Linked DNA regions of Homo sapiens: region 2 is linked to region 1. Evidence: chromatin contacts called from ENCODE Hi-C or POLR2A ChIA-PET data. All regions are on one chromosome and are shown on one strand. The core of a region is the stretch at or near the end of the contact, and the rest is flanking DNA. Distances in the headings are between cores, read along the strand shown.

Evidence for each region. Hi-C counts contacts between places; a loop is a spot of excess contacts on that map. ChIA-PET counts read pairs that join two places held with the same protein, here RNA polymerase II (POLR2A). Pooled maps may share reads with other maps.
Region 2: a loop to region 1 is called in a map of CD8-positive, alpha-beta T cell, with 13 times the contacts of the local background. The contact joins the promoter of SLC5A3 here to the enhancer-like site in region 1. A Hi-C loop is called at or near these places in 1 of 168 maps with a recorded cell type or tissue (CD8-positive, alpha-beta T cell) and 3 of 50 pooled maps. POLR2A ChIA-PET finds 5 or more read pairs at or near these places in 1 of 52 experiments (activated T-cell).

The regions. Positions count from the first base shown.
Region 1 is chr21:33,380,061-33,384,724 of GRCh38, forward strand. No RefSeq gene overlaps it. Among named protein-coding and RNA genes, the nearest start is that of IFNGR2, 21 kb to the right of the region's middle. RefSeq lists enhancers at 1-1,181, 344-503, 2,946-3,305, 3,123-3,417. Within about 2 kb of position 3,156, at least 37 of the 41 ENCODE cell types and tissues checked have a DNase peak (open chromatin) inside an H3K27ac peak, as active enhancers do; they include CD8-positive, alpha-beta T cell, where a contact is called at or near this core.
Region 2 is chr21:34,071,931-34,075,993 of GRCh38, forward strand. It overlaps SLC5A3 (solute carrier family 5 member 3), which reads left to right and starts at 1,648. Exons shown (of 2, transcript NM_006933.7): 1 at 1,648-1,815. It overlaps MRPS6 (mitochondrial ribosomal protein S6), which reads left to right and starts at 1,648. Exons shown (of 3, transcript NM_032476.4): 1 at 1,648-1,815. The coding sequence starts at 1,771. RefSeq lists silencers at 1,096-1,615, 1,906-2,305 and an enhancer at 1,559-2,509.

The DNA.
Region 1 (4,664 bases), core at 1,906-4,405:
TAATCCCCGGAAGCCTCAAGCCTCTACTCCTTTCTGTAGAGCAGAATGCTGTATAAGGCCTGACATGGTGGTCACACCTGTAATCCCAGCACTTTGTGGGGCAGAGGCAGCTGGATCACTTGAGGTCAGGAGTTTGAGACCAGCCTGGCAAATATGGTGAAACCCTGTCTCTACTAAAAATACAAAAAACAATTAGCCAGGTGTAGTGGCACATGCCTGTAATCCCAGCTACTCAGGAGGCTGAGACAGGAGAATCACTTGAACCTGGGAGTCACGGGTTGCAGTGAGGAGCCGAGATCACACCACCACACTCCACCCTGGGTGACAGAGCAAGATTCTGAAACAAAACAAAACAAAAAACCCAAACAGAATACTGTATAAACCTCAATCATCTGGACTTTTTGAGCCTCAGATTTGGTGGGACTTCCATGCGTATACACATAATTAAAATGGTTTTAGTGGAGAGACTGTCATCTGTCCACTGTCAGTTTACTTCATAGACTCAATTATCAAACCTTCAGAGAGTAGAAAGTTTTACTCTCCACCACACTAGTCTTTAAACATGCGTGGTGTCTCTAACATGCAGCCGAGCTGAGAACACTGGCTGGGCTATCTTCAGGCCTCCCACGCCCTCCGCTGTGACTCGCTCTGACTCACACAACAGGATGGCAGAGGCTTGGCAAGACAGGAAGCCAACGCCTGGGGCAGCAGCCAGGTCTGTGCTCCCGGAAATCCACATTTGGTCAAAGGGGACACTTCGGGGTTGGTCCTCCCTCTGGCTGGGTTGGCCCGATTTCTTCCTGCCTTGCCCCCATGCTTCAGAGACTCCTCCACACAGAGCTGGTCTTAAAGCATAAACAAAACCCATGGATGATGGGGCCACAGAGATTAAATGGCAAGACCCCGGAGGATGCTGGAGGAATGTGTGACCTCTAATTATGCAGAGCATCTGTGAGCTGGATGTCCCGTACCCGTTAAAAGTCACTCCTCGTCTCCCCTCCTGCCAGCCCCTGGCATCCATTAATGTACTTTCTGTCTCTATGAATGCACCCATTTTGGAAATTTTACATAAAGAGGATCATACAATACATGACCTTTATGACTGGCTTTTTTCACTCAGCATCACATTTTTGAGGTTGGTCCATGTCGAAGCGTGTATCAGTGCTTCTTTTCTTTATTGCCAAATAATTTCCACCATTTGGATACATCGTATGCTATGTATCTAGTTATAAGTTGATGGACATTTGGCTTGTTGACACTTTTGGGGGCGATTATGAGCAGTGTTTTAGGGGCCCACTTTCTTTTTCTTTTGTCTTTTTTTTTAACATGGTCTCACTCTGTCGCCCAGGCTGGAGTGCAGTGGCACAATCACAGCTCACTGCAGCCTCACCCTCCTGGGCTCAAGCAATCCTCCCACTTTAGCCTCCTGAGTAGCTGGGACTACAGGCATGAGCCACCACATCCAGCTAATTTTTTTTTCTTTTTTTTTTTTGTAAAGATGGGGGTTTCCACATTGCCCAGGCTGGTCTCAAACTCCTGGGCTCAAGTGATCCACTGCCCTCGACCTCCCAAACTGCTGGGTGCTGGGATTACAGGCGTGAGCCACCACTCCCAGTCTAGGGGCCCACTTTCGAATCACAAGCAGCCACTTTCTGGAAGGCACCTCATCACGCATTGGCAGGGCTATGTCCCTCACAGGTTGCCCCAGATGACGGTCTTCCCAAGTGACTTCTGCTCCAGGTCCACTGTTCAGGCTCCCCTTGGTCCTACCCCTCCAGACATCCAGCCTTGGGGGGATCCTGGGCCCCTACTGTTCTTTCCTATATCAGCCTCAGCCAAGCTCTCCTCACCCCTCAATCCATCAGATGTCCTCCAGTGACATTGAACTTCAAAGAAAGAGCAGAGGCCAGGTGTGGTGGCTCATGTCTGTAATCCCAGCACTTTGGGAGGCTGAGGTGAGTGGATCACCTGAGGTCAGGAGTTCAAGACCAGCCTGCCCAACATGGTGAAACTCTGTCTCTACTAAAAATACAAAAAAATTAGCCGAGCATGGTGGCGGGCACCTGTAATCCCAGCTACTCGGGAGGCTGAGGCAGGAGAATTGCTTGAACCTGGGAGGTGGAGGTTGCAGTGAGCCGAGATTGTGCTACTACACTCCTGCCTGGGCGGCAGAGACCCTGTCTCAAAAAAAAAAAAGAAAGAAAGAAAAGAAGAAAGGGAGGGAGGAAGGAAGGAAGGAAGGAAGGAAAAAGAAAAGTAAAGAACAGAAAAAGAAGAAAGGAAAAGAAAAGAAAGGAAAAGAAAAGAAGGGAAGAAGGAAAGAGCAGAGAGGCCCAGTCGCTCTTCTCAGAGTCTCCGTGGCATCTCGGTAGATTTGCTGATCCCTTTACATAACCCAAGTTGAGGCATGCCCTAATTTCACCCACAAATGCTACTAAGCCCAGGCCCTTATCCAGCCAAAACCATCCTGCCAAGCTCCCACCACCACCATCAGCATCATTTTCAGGTTGTTGGTCATCACTGGTTGTTGGTCATCACTGGTTGTTGGTCATCTATGTCACCTAACAGGCCACTCATGACGTTAGCCCTTGACTTCAAAAAGGACCTCAAAGAAAATTCCAGTTTTCACTCCAAAAGGAGAAATCAGGCCGAGCTGTGATGGCTCATGCCTGTATTCCCAGCACTATGGGAGGCTGAGGCAGGCGGATCGCTTGAGCCCAGGAGTTTGAGACCACCCTGGGCAAACCTATCTTTCCAAAAAAATACAAAAAGATTAGCTGGGCATGGTGGTGCGTGCCTGTAGTCTCAGCTAGTCAGGAGGCTGAGGTGGGAGGATCACTTAAGCCTGGAAGGTTGAGGCTGCAGTGAGCGGTGATGGTGCCACTGCACTCCAGCCTGGATAACAGAGCAAGATGCTGTCTCAAAAACTAGCAAACGAAACAAAAGGAGAAACTGCTGGCAGCCCCTAATCTAGTACTGTCCCGGCTCCACCCACCTTCAGATCCAGCCTCCTCCCCTGGCACACGGGAGCCCCCTCCTCTGACTGTGCTGAAAGTGAGGGAAGATCCCCTCTGGGGAGAGAGCTGTAGCCTTGACCTCTGCACACCTTACTTATCCAGAGCACGAGGCAGGGCCGCTGACTCATCCTGGTTTACCCTGGGCTTTCCCAGTTTCAGCACTGAAAGTCCCGCATCTGGAAAAGCCCCTGAGTCGCTGACAAACCAGACAGTCCGGACCATGCAAAGCACAGTGCATGGTGCTTTAGCCACAAAGTTGATTGAAAAGTCAGAGGCAGTGAGCCACAGGAAGCGCCACGTGACCCAGACTGCGAGGAGGACACAGGAAACCAACCCTCACTGTGTCCTGCTAGGGGGTTAACCCGTCTACAAGCATCAGGGTTGCCATTTCAGAGATCAGCAAACTGAACAGCAGTCGTGACTTGTCCTCGCCTGCAAGACAAGCGAGTAACAAATCCATGAAGGGAAGGACACGGAATTGAGCAAGGGGGCAGGGCCGGATGTCATTTTGGCGTTTTTTTTTCTTTCAGTGATTGAGGTAAAATTCACATAACATAAATTAACCATTTTAAAGTGTACGATTCAGAGGCATTTGGTACATTCACACTGTTGTGCAAGCACCACCTGTATCTCGTTCCAAAATATTTTCACTTCCCCAAAAGGAAACTGTGTCCCCATCAAGCAGCCACACCCTACTCCCTCACCCCCGCCCCCAGCCTCTGACAACCACCAATGTACCTTTTGTCTCTATGGATTTGCCTTTACTGAACAATTCATAGTAATGGAACCATACAATATGTAGTCCTTTGCGACTGGCTTTTTTTACTCAGCATCAATTTTTTTTTCTTTTTCTTCGAGACAGAGTCTTGCTCTGTCACCCCGGCTGGAGTGCAGTGGCATGATCTCGGCTCACTGCAACCTCCACCTCCTGGGCTCAAGCGATTCACATGCTTCAGCCTTCTGAGTAGCTGGGACTGCAGGTGTGCACCACCATGCATGGCTAAATTTTTTTTTTTTTTTTTTTTTTTTTTTTTTTTTTTTTTTTAGAGAGGGAGGTCTTACTACATTGCCCAGACTGGTCTCAAACTCCTGGCCTCAAGCAATCCTCCTTCCTCGGCTTCTCAAAGTGCTGGGATTACAGGCTTGAGCCATCACGCCCAGCCTATCATCCTAGTTTTGTTTTTTGGGTTTTTTGTTTGTTGGTTGGTTTGTTTGTTTGTTTTTGAGACCTAGTTTCACTCTTGTCACCCAGGCTGGAGTGCAATGGTGCAATCTTGGCTCACTGCAACCTCCGCCTCCTGGGTTCAAGTGATTCTCCTGCCTCAGCCTCTCAAGTAGTTGTGACTACAAGCATGCGCCACCACACCTGGCTAATTTTTGTATTTTTAGTAGAGACAGGGTTTCACCATATTGTCCAGCCTGATCTCAAACCCCTGATCTCAAGTGATCCTCCCACTTTGGCCTCCCAAAGTGCTGGGATTTCAAGTGTGAGCCACCGTGCCCGGCTGCCTCATCAATTCTCTATAAACAGTTATTAATGAGAAGTCAGTTGAGCTGTTTCTATGTATTTGTTTCCAGAAAGAAACAGGGTGCACCTAGACCACCCTGGACCTCAGTAAAAGGCTCTCTTCCCTTTAAATAACTGAT
Region 2 (4,063 bases), core at 398-2,897, 690 kb after region 1:
GCCTCTGTTTAAAAAAATTACTCAGTGATGCTTACTAAAGCATGGTAAGAAAGACTTTATTCAGGACCAACGCGATGGGTACAGGGATCAGGGAAACCCGGGGAGAGAGAGTGGGCTCCAATTCTGAATGCAGCGTCGGCAAGTAGAAATTTATGGCCATGTAAAATCACTAAGAGTAACCATCGGGGGAAGAGGGATTCTGGCTCAACCGATCTAAAGGATTCTTGTAGAACTCAGGCCAGGGTGAAAAGACATGACTGGGGGATAGAGGAAGATGAGGAACCTGATCTGCTATGAGGGGATGGGGGTTCTGTGCTAGAACTGGATTTTACAAGGAAGTGCACAGATGGGCCTAGCATGAGATTCAGAAGCCTGACTAAAGTTTGGCCAAGCAAAGAATCTTTGTCACCTCAGGGCTGTTGTGAGAATTTTAGGAGACACATCCACCAGCCTTGGCATGGGGCCTGATGCAGAGTAAGTGTTCACTAAACTTTACCTATTAACGTTAAAGCACTTTAAGTTGACAAACACTCCACGTACAGAGCTTTTAATGGGGCAAACAAGGGGCAGAGGCCTCAGCTGCAGGGTACTCAACCTCTAAGGAAGGGCGCTGGAGAAAACTGCACTTGCAGAGCCCCTGGCTGGAGGGCGGAGAACCATGTGGGTGTAAAGGGATGGCAAGGGCAGAACGTATGCCCCTGCCCACCTTAGACAGTTGCTAAAGGGTCTCCCAGGCACTCAGCCTAGCCTTTAAGTGAAAGCGGAGGAAACATTTAAAGAAATGAGATAGAGTTAAGGTGTTCGCCTGCCCTCCGCTGAAACACGTGGGGGCAGGTCAGGGGCACACCACAAATGCCCGTATCGCGCCTGTGTGTACCAGGCACCGTCCTCGGAGGTTAACGTGCAGTAACTCACTCGGGTCCCCACTTTCGGCACAGGCAGCAGGCCCAAGGTCACGCAGTGCCAAGGGACTGAGTCAGACCCGAGCCCGCGCGCCGCGGCCCACGGCCTGTGCCAGCGCGCTCCTCGCCGGGTAGGGGGCCTGGTCAGCCGCGTCAGACCTGAGAGTTGTGGCTGGGGGCGAGAGCTGCACCCCCCTACCGACCCCGGGCGGGAATGTTCCAGAACCCCTGCGAGCAGCCGTTGGCCGCACAGCCCCCGGGCCGGCCGCGACCCCGCCTTGCGCCGCGAAGGTCCCTAGCTCCGGGGAGTCGCGGGCGAGGGGCACGCGCACGGACGAGACCGCACCGCAGCGCACGCGCACTGGCGGGCACTCACTCGCCCGCCGCCCGGGAGGAGAAGGAAGGCATGGAAAGTTCCAGCCGGTTCGAGAGCTAGGTAGCAGGCATGGCAGGAGGCGGGGTAGGGGCAGGCAGGGTCGCGAGGGGGCGTGCGGCCGCCGCGAGCCGCTCTGGGCCGCGTCTGCAGCACCGCCCCTAGCCGCGGCCGGCGGGCTGGGCTGGGGTCGGGGCGGGGGCGGTGCGGCGGGTGCGGGGCTGCGGAGGGGGCGTGGCGGCCGCCCGCGGGCGGAGAGGGGGCGGGGCGGCGGCAAGGCGCGCGGGCGGGGCGGGGCGCGCCGAGGGGGCGTGGCGCGGCGTCTGCGCAGCTGCCAGCGCCTTTAAGCCCGGGCTCGCGCTCTCGGACCGTGCTTTCGCCGCCTGGGAGCCGTCCGGCGCAGCAGTTTCTAGGTCCCCACTGTCCCCGCCGTCCCGCCCCTTCGCGTCCCGGGAACCGGCTGGCTTCCGAGCCGCACTCGCCGATCCTCCAGGCATGCCCCGCTACGAGCTGGCTTTAATCCTGAAAGCCATGCAGCGGGTAAGTGACCTTCCCTCAGAGCCGGTCTTCCCGCGCGGGCGCCCCCGCTGCCGCTAGGCCGCCGTCCCCCGCGCGCCCTGGCCGCGGGACCCCGGGCCTTCCTGCACTCCTCGGAGGAGGCCGGGGCGGCGGGCGGGCGGCGGGCGTCCGCGGGAAGGGGGCGCGCGTGGGCCGGCCGGGCCCGGCCGCGTGCGCGCGGGAGGCGGGGGTGTGCCTGCGCGTGTGCGCGGTCCGGGAGGGTGTGCCTCGCAAGCGGCCCGCCGGGCGGGGGGCGGGGCGGACCGAGCGGGCCCCGACCCCGATCCCGGCGCCGGCCCGCGGGAGTCCAGTGGAAGGTCCGCGGGAGGACACGCGCGGGCGCCCAGCCCGACTCCGGCCCGTCCCCGCCAGTCGTGAAGCTGCCTCGTCGCCGGCCCCGCCGCCGCCGCCTGGTCCGTCCCGCTCCGCCGCCCGCCGGCTGCCGCCGACCGCCTCCGCTCTAGCGCCCGCCGGCCGCCCGGAACGTCCGCGCCCAATAAAGCGTTCCTCCAAAGCTTGTTTGTGCCGTTGTCTGTATTCCAGTCTCTTGCAATCGCTCTCATGTTAAAAAAAAATCTTTTGACTTTTCTTTTTCTGACTTCAGCGAAAATCCCGCTCCGGGTGCCCTTAGCCCAGTTTCATTCATCCAAGTTGTGGCCTTTCTTGCGCCTCCAGAAGACACTTTCTTCCCCCTGCTTTTGATTGATCTTGAGGTAGGGGATTTCAGGTTTGGAGGGATGCTAAGCGAACCAGCGGCCCCTTTCAGGTGACGGCGTGGCCAAGGACAGGGGCCCGCGGCCCGGAGGCAGCTCACTTCGTCCTCTGTCCTGGGTCATGTACTCCTCAAGTCGTCGCCGAAATCCCCATTCTCCCGTGAATTCGGAATTCGGTAACGTAGTTTGGTGTTATGTTTTTTTTTCTCCACCAGGTGTAATAAAACAAAAATCATTGTACCACGTCCGAACTTTGTAAGCACAGCTTCCTACAGCGCTAGAGGAGTGGACGCATTTTTACGTTTGAAATTAGGCTCCAGGTCAATTGCGAGGAGTATTACCAAGTTTGGTTGAACTTAAGCTCAATTGATAAACTAACAATCACGGAGCGTCGGGAGATTGTTAGGAAGTGTGCTTTGCATATTGTTAACTGGGAAGGGACGCCAGTGCCTCTCTATGAGGTCCAGACAGCCTGGCCAGGCATGCCATTGTGTCCCCCAGCTTGTTCTTCATGGATTTGGAAGAAGTTAAGATAGTATCTGTTCAGCCTCTTGAATATCCCTTTTGGCCCTCCTCCTTGCTTACCAGCATATGTAACTCCGAAAGGATAGGAGCAGTGAAAACAAAGCATTATTAAAAGGGAAGATTTTTAATTAGGTGGAAGTTGTTTAAGCCCTCCCTTCAACTTACGTGTTTTAGGGAATGTGGAACCTGGGAAATTCGTTACTGAAATTCCTTTTGTTTACTTTCCTTGTCTTGGGGAGGTAGCAGGTGACACTGAAAGAGGCAACCTGTAGGCAATAATATTTGCTCATTCTGTAACCCTTTGAAACCTTTGAAATGAAGACTTGCCCTCCCCTTTGTTTTTGCCATAGTTGCCAAGTATCTTGGTTAACATGGCTGCAAGTATTAAGTGTATTTCTTTTACCATTTTTTTTTATGTCCTGTAATAACATAGCCTTTGGATGTGGAGCACCCATTTTTCACTCTAGTTCAGATCAACAGAGCGTAATTTGGTTAAAATAATAAATAACCTTCCTTGAAATCTTCGCATGAGGGAAGGGGGGCAAAAAAAAGAAAAAAAGCCCTAGAAAGTAGATAATAAAGGTGAACTGCCTCTTGGAGAAAGAGGCCCCATGGCAGTAGATAGAAGGTTGTAACAGTGGTGACTTATGTACAATGGCGAAGTTATGTTGAGGAGATCCTTGACCTAAATAAAGTAATATTAAACAATAGCTTCTCAGTTATTTGTTCAAAAACCTATCTGTAGCTTGTAAATGTGGCACAAACACAAAGACTTCCAGGTTTTAGACCAGTTTGCTTGCTTTCAGTTTAGGAAAATAGGATTCTAAAATAGGATGAATGTTTGGGGGGAAACGAATTTAAAAAGTTAACTCTAGGCTTATGAAATGAAAAATGCGACTGTGAGCTTGCACACCGGTAGCAGGCCTTGGAGAAACCACAGTTCTAACCCGAGGCACTTTGTGCTTCTGTTGCAAGAAGGGTATTGAAGCTCC